2 separate regions of the Homo sapiens genome follow, and region 2 is linked to region 1. Evidence: chromatin contacts called from ENCODE Hi-C or POLR2A ChIA-PET data. All regions are on one chromosome and are shown on one strand. The core of a region is the stretch at or near the end of the contact, and the rest is flanking DNA. Distances in the headings are between cores, read along the strand shown. Region 1 has its middle 54 kb from the start of LINC02698. Region 2 overlaps LINC02698 (long intergenic non-protein coding RNA 2698).

Evidence for each region. A loop is a pair of places that touch in the nucleus more often than their neighbours do. ChIA-PET counts read pairs that join two places held with the same protein, here RNA polymerase II (POLR2A).
Region 2: a loop to region 1 is called in a map of posterior vena cava, with 2.5 times the contacts of the local background. The contact joins two enhancer-like sites. A Hi-C loop is called at or near these places in 1 of 168 maps with a recorded cell type or tissue (posterior vena cava). POLR2A ChIA-PET finds 5 or more read pairs at or near these places in 1 of 52 experiments (OCI-LY7).

What each region holds. Positions count from the first base shown.
Region 1 is chr11:115,601,774-115,608,514 of GRCh38, reverse strand. No RefSeq gene overlaps it. Among named protein-coding and RNA genes, the nearest start is that of LINC02698, 54 kb to the left of the region's middle. Within about 2 kb of position 1,479, at least 2 of the 41 ENCODE cell types and tissues checked have a DNase peak (open chromatin) inside an H3K27ac peak, as active enhancers do.
Region 2 is chr11:115,696,509-115,703,447 of GRCh38, reverse strand. The region is part of intron 2 of LINC02698 (long intergenic non-protein coding RNA 2698); the gene reads right to left. Among named protein-coding and RNA genes, the nearest start is that of LINC02698, 41 kb to the right of the region's middle. Within about 2 kb of position 3,604, at least 3 of the 41 ENCODE cell types and tissues checked have a DNase peak (open chromatin) inside an H3K27ac peak, as active enhancers do.

The DNA of each region.
Region 1 (6,741 bases), core at 230-2,729:
TATCACTGAGTCCTGGAGGGAAGGGATGATCTGAAATAGCCCCATCCACGTGTGCCCAAAAGTGACCCTCTAACCCCTTGCCCACCTTTTGCCAGCCCACCCGAGACACATACCCCAGCAGCTGACCCCCATTCTGGATTCACCCTGGATTTAAGGCCACCAGGGAAGTAATTAAAGATAATTGAGGCTGCAACTTCTAAATGAAGAAATACTGCCACCCAGGCAGTAATTAATCACCTCCTCCACCCTCCCCCACCCACCATCCAAACCCCCCTTTGGTTCAAACCAAACTGGGTCTTTATATCCACATGTTCAGGCAGACTTCCAATTCTCCCAAAACCCTTGTCATGATTGGCAGTCTTTCATTACCAACATAGCTCAACCACAATGCTTAACATTCCATTTTGCTCCCTACTTAACATTTTTTGATGTGCACTGAAAGCAACAGAAGTCCCCACCCAGGGCTTCTGACCGTCTCACTTCCCTAAGTCTACTATGGAACACTCCAAAAAAGATAAAGAGTGACGCTCCCCAGTTGGTAAATGTCAACCATCTAGGTTTTCTGCACAAGCGCAGGGTTTTACGTGCCCCACACTATTCTAAGCTGATCACATAGATAACCCATCTGGTCATGGCCTGCTTTCCCTCCCAGGGTGGGCAAAGGATTATAGCTGTTTTAACGCTGGGAGACTCAGAGCTTGTAAAGAGCCTGTGCTCTGAACAGGGGGACAGTTACATAAGTCCACGGAGCTCTGGCACTGCAGGACAGCGGGCTCCACGTGGCTTCTAATTACAGGGAGGCTGATGGCCACGGTTGAAGATACTGTCACAGGACCCGGGTCTCAGCCCGCTGATGTCCCGCCAGCCATTGCACTAAGACGGAAATTAAGCACAGTGTCATGGCCATTTAGGACATTAGGAACGGAAGGCACCCAAGAGCTGCTTCCTGGCCCTTTGCCCACCTTATTAACAAGGTGCAAACGAGGACCTCGGCTGGGAGAGGGAAACAGCTGGAGAAAAGAGACCTTCTCTGCAGGTAGAGATATAAGGAGAGGAAGGGGATGCAGGGAGGCTGTGTCCCAAATCACCTTGGCTGAGAAGAAAATTGGCTTGATAAATGAGAAAAAAAATAATCAACTTCTGATGAAACTGTTTAAGGAATATTTTCTAGGTTGCAAAGTTTCTCGAGTTCCTGAATTTGCACTCTGCCCTCTGAACACACACACACACACACACACACACACACACACACACACACAAAATTGGGGGATGGTCATGAGGGGGTCTGGGGAAAGAAATAGGACCAAGCAACATCCGCGTTCTTTGACTCCCACCTCTCATCATTTGTAATTTGTTTGAAACCTTCAGGCTAGTGGCTCTCTGCAAGGCTTCACCAGCCTGCCAAGTTCTCTAGCTCAGAATCTGGGGAAATCCTGGCCTTGGCTGGAATCCAACCCTGGATACCAGGGCTATCTGCTAAATAAAGACCACAAGCCCCAGTGCTGGGGGATGGACGGGAGCTGCTGTGAGCTCGCCCCCACTCCACTTCCACACTCCCCTACACACTCCCTATTTCCTCTCTCCTCAGTGAGCCCGACCTTTATTTCTGGCAATTGTCCTGGCTAAATGACTGATGAGGTTTCTCTTAGAAAATGTAAAAAGTCACACAGATTTGGGTAACTTGGCAAAGAGAATAAATGCCATGGTTGCCCTCTGCCTCTTCTTCACCTCCTTCTCATGGACACACACTCCAAGGTGCTTTCTTCACTTCTGGCCCAAGGCAGGTCAGAGTCAGGAGGACCCTGGGAGCCGCCACGCAGCCGGCCCGAACCTTCTGCGCAGGGCCAGGCTTTCTCACTTCTTTGCCAACAGCTGCAGCAGAGGTGAACTGGGACATGGGAAACACCAGCTCCCTTTGGAGAGAGGAAAAAAATTAAAAAGCCCGTTTTTCTGTCCTGTCAGGTCTATTTAAGTATTTAATGAGGTGAGATAGTACCAATAAATTTAACATGGCACAATAACTCTGATGATGTGGGCCACAGACTAATAAGCTTCCATCCCGGGGACAGAAGATTGATCTTGCCTTCGCTAGATCTTATCGGGTTTGATTGCTTTGTTCAGATATTAAAAAGGTTGAGCAAGGACTTTCAGGCACTGCCACAAATCTGTGCGTATCCTCCCAGCCAAGATAGATTGAAGCCAGGCCGTGGAATACAAGGCTGTTTATTTTAATTGACAATCGAGAGGAGTGGAATAAGTGGAAGGTGGAGGGTGGAGGGTGGGTGAGGAGCCACAGGGGTCCCTGTGATTGGGTGGTTTGCGTGTGTTTTCCCCCTCTCTTCGGACTCTATGGCAGACCTTCAAATCCCAGGCGCTATCCAATTGAGTGTCTGCTCCTGAGGCTTCAAAGAGTCTCTTCCTTGTGTGTCTTGAGTCAGGAGACAGGCCATTGACCCATGTGTCACCTGTAATTTTCATCCTCGCCTCCCGGGGAATGAGACCTGCTGCGGACGTTTCCCAGCCACTTGTGTCCAGCCCCGAGGCTCGTCCCATTTTTGCAGTCTGTCCTCTCCTTCTGCAGATTGATGGGATGCGTGCTGGAGTCCTTTGAGGTCAGGGACCACATGACTCACTTCTAATTCCCCCACAGCACCAAACACAGATCAGAACTTCTAAAGTGTGATATATATATATTAGAGGGTAAGTGAAATAATTGTACATGGTATATGTGTGAACATTTTAAAGTTAACGTTTAGCTATATTAATGTGTATTGTATTATATAAATATAACTAATATAAGACACTTAATTTCACAGATATTATTACTCAGGATAAGGCTAAGGTAGAACATAAGTTTAAAGATGAGTCACGTGGCTGGGCACAGTGGCTCACACCTCTAATCCCAGCACTTTGGGAGGTCAGGAGATCGACACCAGCCTGACCAACATGGTGAAACATTATCTCTACTAAAAATACAAAAATTAGCCAGGCGTGATGGCACATGCCTGTAATCCCAGCTACTTTGGAGGCTGAGGCAGGAGAATTGCTTGAACCTAGGAGGCATAGGTTGCAGTGAGCTGAGATCACACCATTGTACTCCAGCCTGAGCGACAAAAGCAAAATTCTGTCTCAAAAAAATAAAATAAAATAAAACTGAGTCACGTTCAGATACACTATTAAATAAATAACGGTATGGGGAGTATCCAAATGAGTGAAGTTTGGGGAACACTGTCTTAGCTGACTTACTAATTGATTGGTTAGCTGTTCGGTCATTTGGTTGGTCAGTTATTGGTTTCAGATCGACAGATATTTTTCCCAACATTTTATTATGAAAGTTTTAAAGCATAGCAAAAAAGTTGAAAGAACTGTATAGTGAACGCCCATATACTCACCTCCTAGATTCGCCAATTATCATTTTTCTATATTTATCACATATCTGTCCATCGACCATCTAGCCATCTCTCATATCCCCCATCAATCTACCTTATGTTTTTGGATGCTTTTCAGAGTAAATTGCAGACATCAGTGCAGTTCACCCTGAAACACTTCAGCATGCAAATCATTAGTCTTCAGTATTTGTTTATGGTTATTTTTGTTAAAGAAAAATTTACATACCATGAAATGCACAAATCTTAAGTGTATCGGCCAGGTGTGTTGGCTCACGCCTATAATCCCAGCACTTTCTTGGATCACTTGAGGTCAGGAGTTTGAGACCAGCCTGGCCAACATGGCAAAAACCCATCTCTACCAAAAAATACAAAAATTAGCTGGGCATGGTGGTGCATGCCTGTAGTCTCAGCTACTCAGGAGGCTAAACTGGAAGAATCATTTGAACTCAGGATGTGGAGGTTGCAGTGAGTCAAGATTGCTCAATCACACTCCAGCCTGGGCAACAGAGTGAGACCCTGTCTCAAAAAGTAGAAAGAAATCTTAAGTGTAACATTCAATGAGCTTTGATAAATGCATACCCATGTGTAAACCAAAATCCTATTAAGGTGTAGAACATGACCATCACCCTGGAAGTTTTCCTCATGATCCTCCCAATTAAACCCCACTCCTGTCCTCCAGAAGACACCACTGTTGTGATTTTTTCACTTTATATTAGTTTTGCCTATTATAGAAGTTCACATAAATAAAATAATGCAGTATGTACTCTTGGTGCCAGCCTTCCTTCACAATGTAAGGCACAACATTTTTGAGATTCATTTGTATTGAGGCATGTATCAGTAGTTTGTTCCCTTTTACTGCTGAGTGGTATTCTTTTATTTGTATCCATTCTCCTGTTGATGAACACCTGGGCTGTTTCCAGGTTGGGGCTTTAATCAATCAAGTTGCTATGAATCTTCTACAAGTCACTTTACGGATACTTGTCTTTACTTTTCTTGGATAAATAACTAGCAGTGGTAGTGCTGCATCATAAGATAGATATATGTTTAGTTTTACAAAAAAACTACCAGACTGGTTTCAAAAGTGTCTGTGTACTGCAACTCATAATGCATGAGAGTTACAGTTAATCCTCATCTTTGCCAACATTTGATGTTGGCTGCCTTTTACATTTTAGCTATTCTTATAGACATGTAGTGGTATCTCATTGTTGAGTATATTTTCATGTACTTATTGGCCATTTGTAAACTTTTTTAGTGAAGTATCTTTTCAATCTGTTGCCCATTTTTTTGTTAATGTTGTTTGTCTTTTCATTATTGTGTTGTGCCAGTTCTTTTATTTATTCGTTTATTTATTTATTTATTTATTTATTTATTTATTTATTTATTTATTTCGAGATGGAGTCTTGCTCTGTCACCCAGGCTGGAGTGCAATTGCACTATCCCAGCTCACTGCAACCTCCGCCTCCCGGGTTCAAGCGATTCTCCTGCCTCAGCCTCCCAAGTAGCTGGGATGATAGGCACATGCCACCACACCTGGCTGATTTTTTGGTATTTTTTGTAGAGATGGGGCTTCACCATGTTGGGCAGGCTGGTTTTGGCACCCAGTCCTCTTTTTTTTTTTTTTTTTTGAGACAGTTTTGCTCTGTTGCCCAGGCTGAAGTGCAGTGGCTCAATCTCTCCTCACTGCAACCTTTGCCTCCTGCGTTCAAGCAATTCTCATGCCTCAGCCTCCGAAGTAGCTGGAACTACAGGTGTGTGCCATGGCGCCCAGCTAATTTTTGTATTTTTTTAGTAGAGATGGGGTTTCGCCATGTTGGCCAGGCTGGTCTCAAACGCCTAACCTCAAGTAATCCATCTGCCTTGGCCTCTCAAAGTGCTGGGATTACAGGCTTGAGCCACTGCACTTTGTTTTTTTAGGACAGGGTCTCACTCTGTCACACAGGTTGGAGTGCAGTGACACGATCATGGCTCACTGAAGCCTTGACCTTCCAGGCTCAAGCAATTCTCCCACCTCAGCCTCCCTAGTAGCCGGGACTACAGGTGCTTGCCACCACACCTGGATAATTTTTGTATTTTTTGTAGACATGGGGTTTTGCCGGGTTGCCCAGGCTGGTCTGAAACTCCTGGACTCAAGCGATCTGCCCACCTCAGCCTCCCAAAGTGCTAGGATTACAGGTGTGAGACACCACACCTGGCCTAGAAACTTTGTAGTTTTAGCTTTTACATTCAGGTCTGTAATCCATCTCAAATTAATTTTCATATATGGTAGGGACCAAGGAAAATTTTTTTTCCATATAAATATCCAGTTGTTTTCAGTAAAAATTGTTGCCAGTGTGGTGGCTCATGCCTGTCATCCAGAATTTTGGGAGGCTGAAGCAGGAGGACTGCTTGAAGCCAGGGGTTTAAGACGAGTCTGGACAACATAGCAAGACCCATACTCTATGAAAAACAAAAAATTAGCTGGGCATGGTGGCATGCAGCTGTGGTCCCAGCTACTCAAGAGGCTGAGGTAGGAGGATTGCTTAGTGACAGAAACAGAGCCTGTCTCAGGAAAAAAAAAAAAAAAATTGTTAAAAGACTTTTTTTCCCTTCTTTATGGCTTTTGCACTTTTGTCAAAAATCAAATGACTATATAAGTGTTAGGTCTATTTCTGGGCTTTCTGTTCTGCTCCATTGATTGATGGATTTTTTAAAAACAGTCTCAGAATGTTAGAGCTTGAAGGAAACAAATATTCTTTATTGTTTTGTAAACTTTCTTAGATTACAGACCTCTTTAAGAATCTGATAAATATTTTGAATCATTTCTAAAGAAATTGCACATAGATATGAATGTTTGCATGTGAGAGATCATAGGCCTTTGAAGCCTTTATCCCAACACTCATATTTTACAAAAAAGAAAACTGAGGCCTAGAGAAGTGACATGGTTTGTCAAAGGCTACAGACTTTAGCAAATGACAGAGCTCATGCTAAAACCCAGGGCCTTCTAATCTATTACATCAGCCCCCTCGAAAATGTGTATGTCACAGTCCCTATTCACCAAGAGCTCACATTTCAGTGAGGAAGTCAGACATGTTTACAGCTAGGCATAATAGAAGACATTACAGGATAAGAACCAAACCAGAATAGATTTGGGGTGATTAGGAAAGGCTCCGTGGAGAAGGGACGCTACAGGATGCGGTGGCTCACACCTGTAATCCCAGCACTTTGGGAGGCTGAGGTGGGCAGATCACTTGAGGTCAGGAATTTGAGATCAGCCTGACCAACATAGTGAAACCCTGTCTCTACTAAAAATAGGAAAAATTAGCAGGACGTGGTGGCACTCACCTGTAATCCCAGCTACTCAGGAGGCTGAGGC
Region 2 (6,939 bases), core at 2,355-4,854, 93 kb before region 1:
TGGGGAAAGTGGGCAAGGTCCTCAGTTGTCATTCTTTGGAACTTTATATTTTTGTTTCTTATGAAACATTTTCAAATATTCAAAAATTTTAAAGAATAATATGATACTCTGTGTCTACCTCCTAGCATAAATAAAACATCACCAATAAAGTTAAATGCCCATGCACTACATCCCCTTTCTCCAAACCATATCCCCTACCCACTATTCCCACTCTCTTGAATTTGACCACCTTGAATTTGGTGTTTATATTGCTGTGTATTATTCATAAATGGTATATAATATGGTTTTGCATCATTTACAACTTTTATAAGTGGTATCATGGCGTATATATTCTTCTGCCACTTGCTTTTTTAGCTCCACAGTGTGTTTGTAGGATTCATCCATGTTGATATGCATAGCTCAACTGCATTCATTTTTATTACTATAAATACTTTCATTGAATGAGGCTGGGCACAGTGGCTCACGCCTGTAATCCTGGCACTTTGGGAGGCCGAGGCAGGCAGATCACTTCAGGTGAGGAGCTCAAGACCAGCCTCGTCAACATGGTGAAACCCTGTCTCTACTAAAAATACAAAAATTAGCCAGGCTTGGTGGCTCATGCCTGTAGTCCCAGCTACTTGGTAGCTGAGGCAAGAGAATTGCTTGAACCTGGGAGGCAAAGGTTGCAGTGAGCTGAGATTGTGCCACTGCACTCCAGCTTGGGTGACAGAGCGAGACTCTGTCTCAAAAAAAAAAAATAAAGATAAATAAAAATAAGAATTTCATTAAATGAATATGCCCCAACTTATTTATTTTTTATCCACTCTCCTGATAATGAAAATTTAGGTTGCTTCCTTTTATCTTTTTGTATGTCTCTCTCTTTTTTTTTTTCGGTTATCACAAACAACACAGCCATGATGCCTTTGGTGTGTGTCTCTTATGCATTTATATGAGAGCTCTTCTATGCCTAAGAGCAATGTCTAAGAGTGGAGTTGCTGGTTTGCAGAAAAATGTATCTTCAACTTTATGGAATGTTGCCAAACTCCTGCTACTCAGTGAAGAATATATAACCCAGGAAAAGTTGATCTTTGACCAAATCAGCCTTCCTTTTCAATGCTCTCCTGTGGCTCTGGGGACTTTCAGGAGCCTCCTTGGTGTTCCCAAGGGATGCTGGGCTCAGTGAGCCACCAGTAAGGGCCCAAAGCCACAGCCTCAGTGAGCAGGCCGAACAACCTGCCTGTTTCATTTTCCTGTTGATCTCCAGCACCTCTTTCTCCTCCAAGCTCTCAGAGACTTAGAGCTGGCAGAGGAGCATGATGAGCAATGCTGCTCAATGCCCACCATCACTATGACTACTGAGGGCCCAGGCCTTGAACCCTTGGATTCCCAGAGACTAAGCAGGGAACACGAGTCCTCAAGAAATGCAAGAGCAGCCCCAGGGCAAGAATAGATTGGTTCTACTGTCCTAAGGAAAGAGCTGATCAGTCTTAAGGGTTTACCGTCTCCAGGGCTACTTGCATTGTAATAGGAGAGTCTCAGAGAGTGCAAACCCTTCCACATCAAAGGAACAAATGAATCTCTTATGAAAGATTATCAAGCCCTGTGGAAGAGGGGAATGGGGAATGATTTAGCAGGCAGAGGTCAGCCTGGCTTCCCAGGAATCCCCTTCTATAAGAAGCTGCTGGGTCAGCTCGTCATTAAGCTCTGCCTTGCAGGGAAAGAGGGCTGTTATGCCTGAGAGCGCACCTCTGGGCTTAGGAAGTGCAGGCTGGGCAGGGCACTGAGGAGGCCATATGGCAGCATCCACACCAGCCCCAGCCAAGTGTCCCCTTAACCTCAGGCCTGGCCAGCCCTCTAGCACACTGCCAGATCCAAGTCTGCTAGAGAACTCGGTTGGGCTCAGGCTGCCACCCCCATGCACTCAGGTATTAGGGGAACTGAGTGCCAACCCTGGAGAAACCTGCACCTCTACAACCCCAGGCCAGGATGGAAACACCCAGGGTCGACCACAGCCTGACCCCGGGGATCTGCCCACATAAGGTCTCCAGCTAGTGTTGCAGCCCGAGGTCTACCCTCCCATCCAACGCATCACTGCCACCACATTACCACCGAGGCACTTGCTGGTACAGCTGGTGGGTGAACTCTTTATCACTGCATGTGGTGGGCTCACCCATAGCTGCCTCTTGGTAAACTTGGTGTGGCTGAGGCACAGCCCTTAGTCACTGAGGACTTACTTCTGCCCAAAGTCTCCTTCGACCACCCCAGTCCTCCCCACCCACTGGAGCCAGGAATTCCCTCTCTGAAGGGCCAAGTGAGACTCAAAGGAGAAGTCAGTTCCCAAGCCACCTAGCCAATAGCAGGGTTGGAACTTGCCATCAGAGCCTCAGCCACAGAGAAAGGAAGCTGCCAAGAAGCTGGACCCCAGTGGGCAACGGAGCCTCGTAGCTGCCCCCAGCTGTGCGGCACCCCAAACCCCCATGCAGCCCTGCAACAATGCCTGAACTAATTCTATCCCATTCTCCTTTAAAAAAGAAAACCCTGGAAATAATTACTTCAGTCAGACATTATTTACTTAAGTAATTCTTTACTCAAACGTCTTTAGGCTTTATTTTACTAATACTACATAATTACGTAATTGTGTAATTAGGAAGAAATTAAATGACAAATGTTTGCTGAGAACAAATTGAAAAAAATAGATCCTTTATTTCCCTGAGTGTTCTCAGTTCAGTACATGACATCTTCTTCCCCCTCCTCCCGTTCTTCCCTCTGGTCTCCCCACCCTCTGAGGTCTCCCCACAGGGGGCATCTCGAGGGCTGACTCCCTGGACAAGTAACAGCAGGTGTGGCATCTTGAGCCTGAGGTAGATCTGAAATGTCTGTCAGCTAACCTGTGTGTCTCTCTATACTGCCTGACCTCCTCCTAGGTTGGGCACTGGAGTCAAGCTTTCTCTGGTTTGCTCTTTCTGTCTCTAAGAAGCCTGGGAGACCCATGAACTCCAACCCACAGCCATCCTAGGAAAGTGAGTACAGCAGCTAGCTAGCCCTAAGGACTATCTTCCCGTGGGCACTGGCCTATTCAGCATGTTCTGCAGACGTGCTTTCAGAGGCTGCCAGGTCCTCAGGCTGAAAGAAAAGAATGAGGGGTCCACCAGGTTGAAAGGGAGTTCAGTGTGGATCTGCTTCACCAACTTCACAGGAATCCATAGCGTCTGCCCCAAAAATCTACCCAAGAAGGAGGCACAGCATGCACCCCAGGACTAAGCTGCCGATGGAGAGGAACCTGTTCACATAGACCACCACGCCTCCCTCCCTCCTTCCTTTCTCCAACCTCAGAAGCTGTGGAAGCCAGTGGAGCTTCCTGTGGGTAAAAAATTCAATCAATCAACCACCCACCCAACACCCATGGAGCATGTCTTTTGTTCAAGTTCTGAGGGGGACACAAAAGAGCAGGCAGGCCACAGCTATGCTCATTAATACGTCAGCTGCTTGGAACTTGGCATGTAGAGCTGTGTTATTCACAGCAGAAAGTTTCCTAGGCCAGCCTGCCAAAAAAAAAAAAAAAAAAAAAAAATCACTACTAAATGTCCCCGGCATTCAGTACCAGAAAGGAAGAGTACTCTTGGGCACTCAAGACTGCTGAAGCTCACATCCTGTCTCCAACACTTGCAGGCTGTGGGCCTGGATGAGTGACTCCATCTTGCTATGCCTCCATTTTCTTGTCAGTAAAATGCGAACCATGAACATGCTACCAGATTCTTGTGAGGATTAAATGAATCTGTGCAGTGAGACACTCAGAAGAGCACCAAGTGTTCAATAAACAGCAATGATGGTCTTCAACGTGTCACTGCAAAAGCCAAGCCATACAGAATAGAAGGGTGCTGTGGGAAAGCGCCCCTGCCAGGAGGATGGCCAGTGCTGGAGGCTCCTCCCCACCTTCACCAGCCCCAACTGACTGTGACTTCGGAGCTCAGGGTAGGGCTGGCAGACGAAGAGTCTGGGAAAGACAAGAAAAGCAAAGGGACACCATGCCCAGGGGAAGGGGCATGGAGCCATGGGAGAGGGACTTCCTGAGACTGAACTGCCCAGAGAAACTTCTACTAGGGGCTTTTCACTTCGGGGGCCAATTGTAGAAAAGAACACAGTGTCCCCAGTCTGACAAACTTGAAAATACTTTCTGAAAAGGGAACGAGTATACACTGTTGGTGGGGATGCAAATTAGCTCAGCCCCTGTGGAAAGCAGTTTGGAGATCTCTCAAAGAACTAAAAATAGAATTACCATTTCACCTAGCAAGCGAACTGGGTCTATAACCAAAGGAATAGAAATTACTGGGTATATACCCAAATAAATAGGAATCGTTCTGCCAAAAAGACACCTGCGCTTGTATATTCATGGCAGCACATTCACAATAGGAAAGATGTGGAATCAACCCAGTTGCCCGTTAACAATGGATTGGATAAAGAAAATGTGGTACATCTACACCATGGAATACTACACAGCTATTAAAAAGAAGGAAATTAGATCCTTTGCAGCAACATGGATGCAGCTGGAGGTCACTCTCCGAAGTGAATTAACATAGAAACAGAAAACCAGATACCACATGTTCTCTCTTGTAACTGGGAGCTAAACATTGTGTACACATGAATACAAAGAAGGGAAAAATAAACATTGAGGATTCCAAAACAGGGGAGAGGTGGAGGGGAGTAAGGGTTGAAAAACTACCTTTTGGGTACTGTGTTCACTATTTGGGTGATGGGATCATTAGAAGCTTAAACCTGAGCACCATGCAATATACCCATGTAACAAACCTGCACATGTACCTCCTGAATCTGACATTTAACAATAAATACATTCTAAGAAAAAAGGAAAATACTTTCCGAGGTTAACTTTTCTTTTTTTCTGCACACCATGGAGAAACAAATAAGATATTAAAGCGACTACTTCCTCTGATGTCACTTTTCATTAGTTTCATAATGAAACTACAAAACAAAGAAACACACAAACCACAGACAAGTGCGAATGGTGGGTCTTGGGTATCCACTGAGGTGAAGCACTTCCCACTGAGGTGAAGGACCCAGGCTTCTGGCCATCTCAGGCTAGAGACAGGGCCTAGAGGAGGGGGTGAGGGCCACGATGGATACAGGCTGGGCACTCTGAGCCCTTTTGACAAGCAGGAGAAATGATGGGTCAAGGAATTTGACCTCCCTGCTCCCCAGTCCTCTCCATAGGAGAGAAAGCATGCACTTCGGAATTTGAATCCCGGCTTAACAAGCTTGGTATCTGACTGACCTTAGGCAAGCTGTTGGGCCTCAGTTTCCTCATTTATAAATCAGGTCTTATAAAATGATTAAATGATCTTTCACAAGACTGTTAAAAGGATTACATGGAATACTGCATTATAAAACACTTAGCTCAGGGCCCTGGCATATATTAAGAATGTAATAGATGGTAATTCATTTATTCATTATTATTATCATGATTATTTCATGGATCCACCACCAGTCCTGCTGCCATAGATCAGATCTTAGGGGGTGTCAAGTTTGGGAGCCTAGGGAAGGGGTGGGGTTTCAGGCCACTGCAAGCGACAATGAGGTCTATAGAAGTGAGGGGAGGGGAGACCAGGGAGAGAGCAGATGAAAGAAAATTTGAAGCAGCTGCAGAGGATAGGGCAGGTCCAAGCCCCATGTGTAGTCCCTGGCTAACCAGCCTGGGCCGCTGTCCCCATGCACTGCCCAGATGGAAGAGACAGTTGACTGGCTAACTGAGAGATCTCTGCCTGAGACAAACCCACCCACGAGGGAGAAATTCCAGCCACCTTCTTTCCAGCATCCTCCACAAAGTTTCTTATTTCCACAAGCCCCTTTGAGGTCTTTAACTTATAATCTAAGGGGGTAAAATTTGCTCATATTCTTTCAGAGGCTAGCCTCAGAGAACTGCATTTTTAAGATTTGCTGTCATAGGCCAGGCACGGTGGCTTACGCCTGTTATCCCAGCACTTTGGGAGGCCAAGGCAGGCAGATACTTGAGGTCAGGAGTCCGAGACCAGCCTGGACAACATGGTAAAACCACGTCTCTACTAAAAATACAAAAATTAGCTGAGCATGGTGGTGGGTGCCTGTAATCCTAGCTACTCTGGAGGCTGAGGCAGAAGAATTGCTTGAACCCAGGAGGCGGAGGTTGCAGTGAATAGAGATCGTGCCACTATACTCCAGCCTGGGCGACAGAGCGAGACTCCATCTCAAAAAAAAAAAAAAATTGCTGTTTTAGCCTTCAGTAAGCCTAGATGCCCACACCTCATCCCCCTACTCAGGCATGGTCTGGGTGTGCCCTACGTGATGTTAACCAGGGCGCTTGCTCTGGCCAGGCTTCCAAAGCTTGGGAATTTAATTAGCCAAGAGAAAGAGGTTCCTCCCAGTGAGGGGGCTTTGCTTCCTCGGATAATTTCCATGGCTCCTTCTGCAGCTGAGTTAGTTCTCACTGGTTTTCATTTTGCTCTGCTCTGCTCAAACTCTCTCAGTCACACTCTGCATTTGCTTTAAGACTGGGTTTGGTGTCCTGTCCAAGCTCTCCCAGCCTGGCCCTGATTTTGCCTTTGCTGCTGCCCCCGTGGTGAGTCAGCTGACTCCCAGAGGCCTCCTCAAACCCTGGCTGAGGGCCTTCTAATCTCACCTCTGTGTTCTCCTTTGCAGGCAGCTACAGGATCGGGATGGAGCAGCAAAAGAACTAGGAAAGCCAGAGTGAGAACAGCCACACCCCTTCTCTCTAGGTCCAGTTTCCATTTTAATTCAATGTGATGGATATTTATAGAGTGTCTAACACAGGAGGGCTCAGAACCAAGTGTGTGTGCGTGTGAGTGTGTGTGGGAGAGGGCGTGTGTGTGCCTTGGGAGGTTCTGTGATGGGATAGATGGAGACTCATCTTTTTTGGCTTATATCTCATATCTTAAAAAATGAAATTCAGAA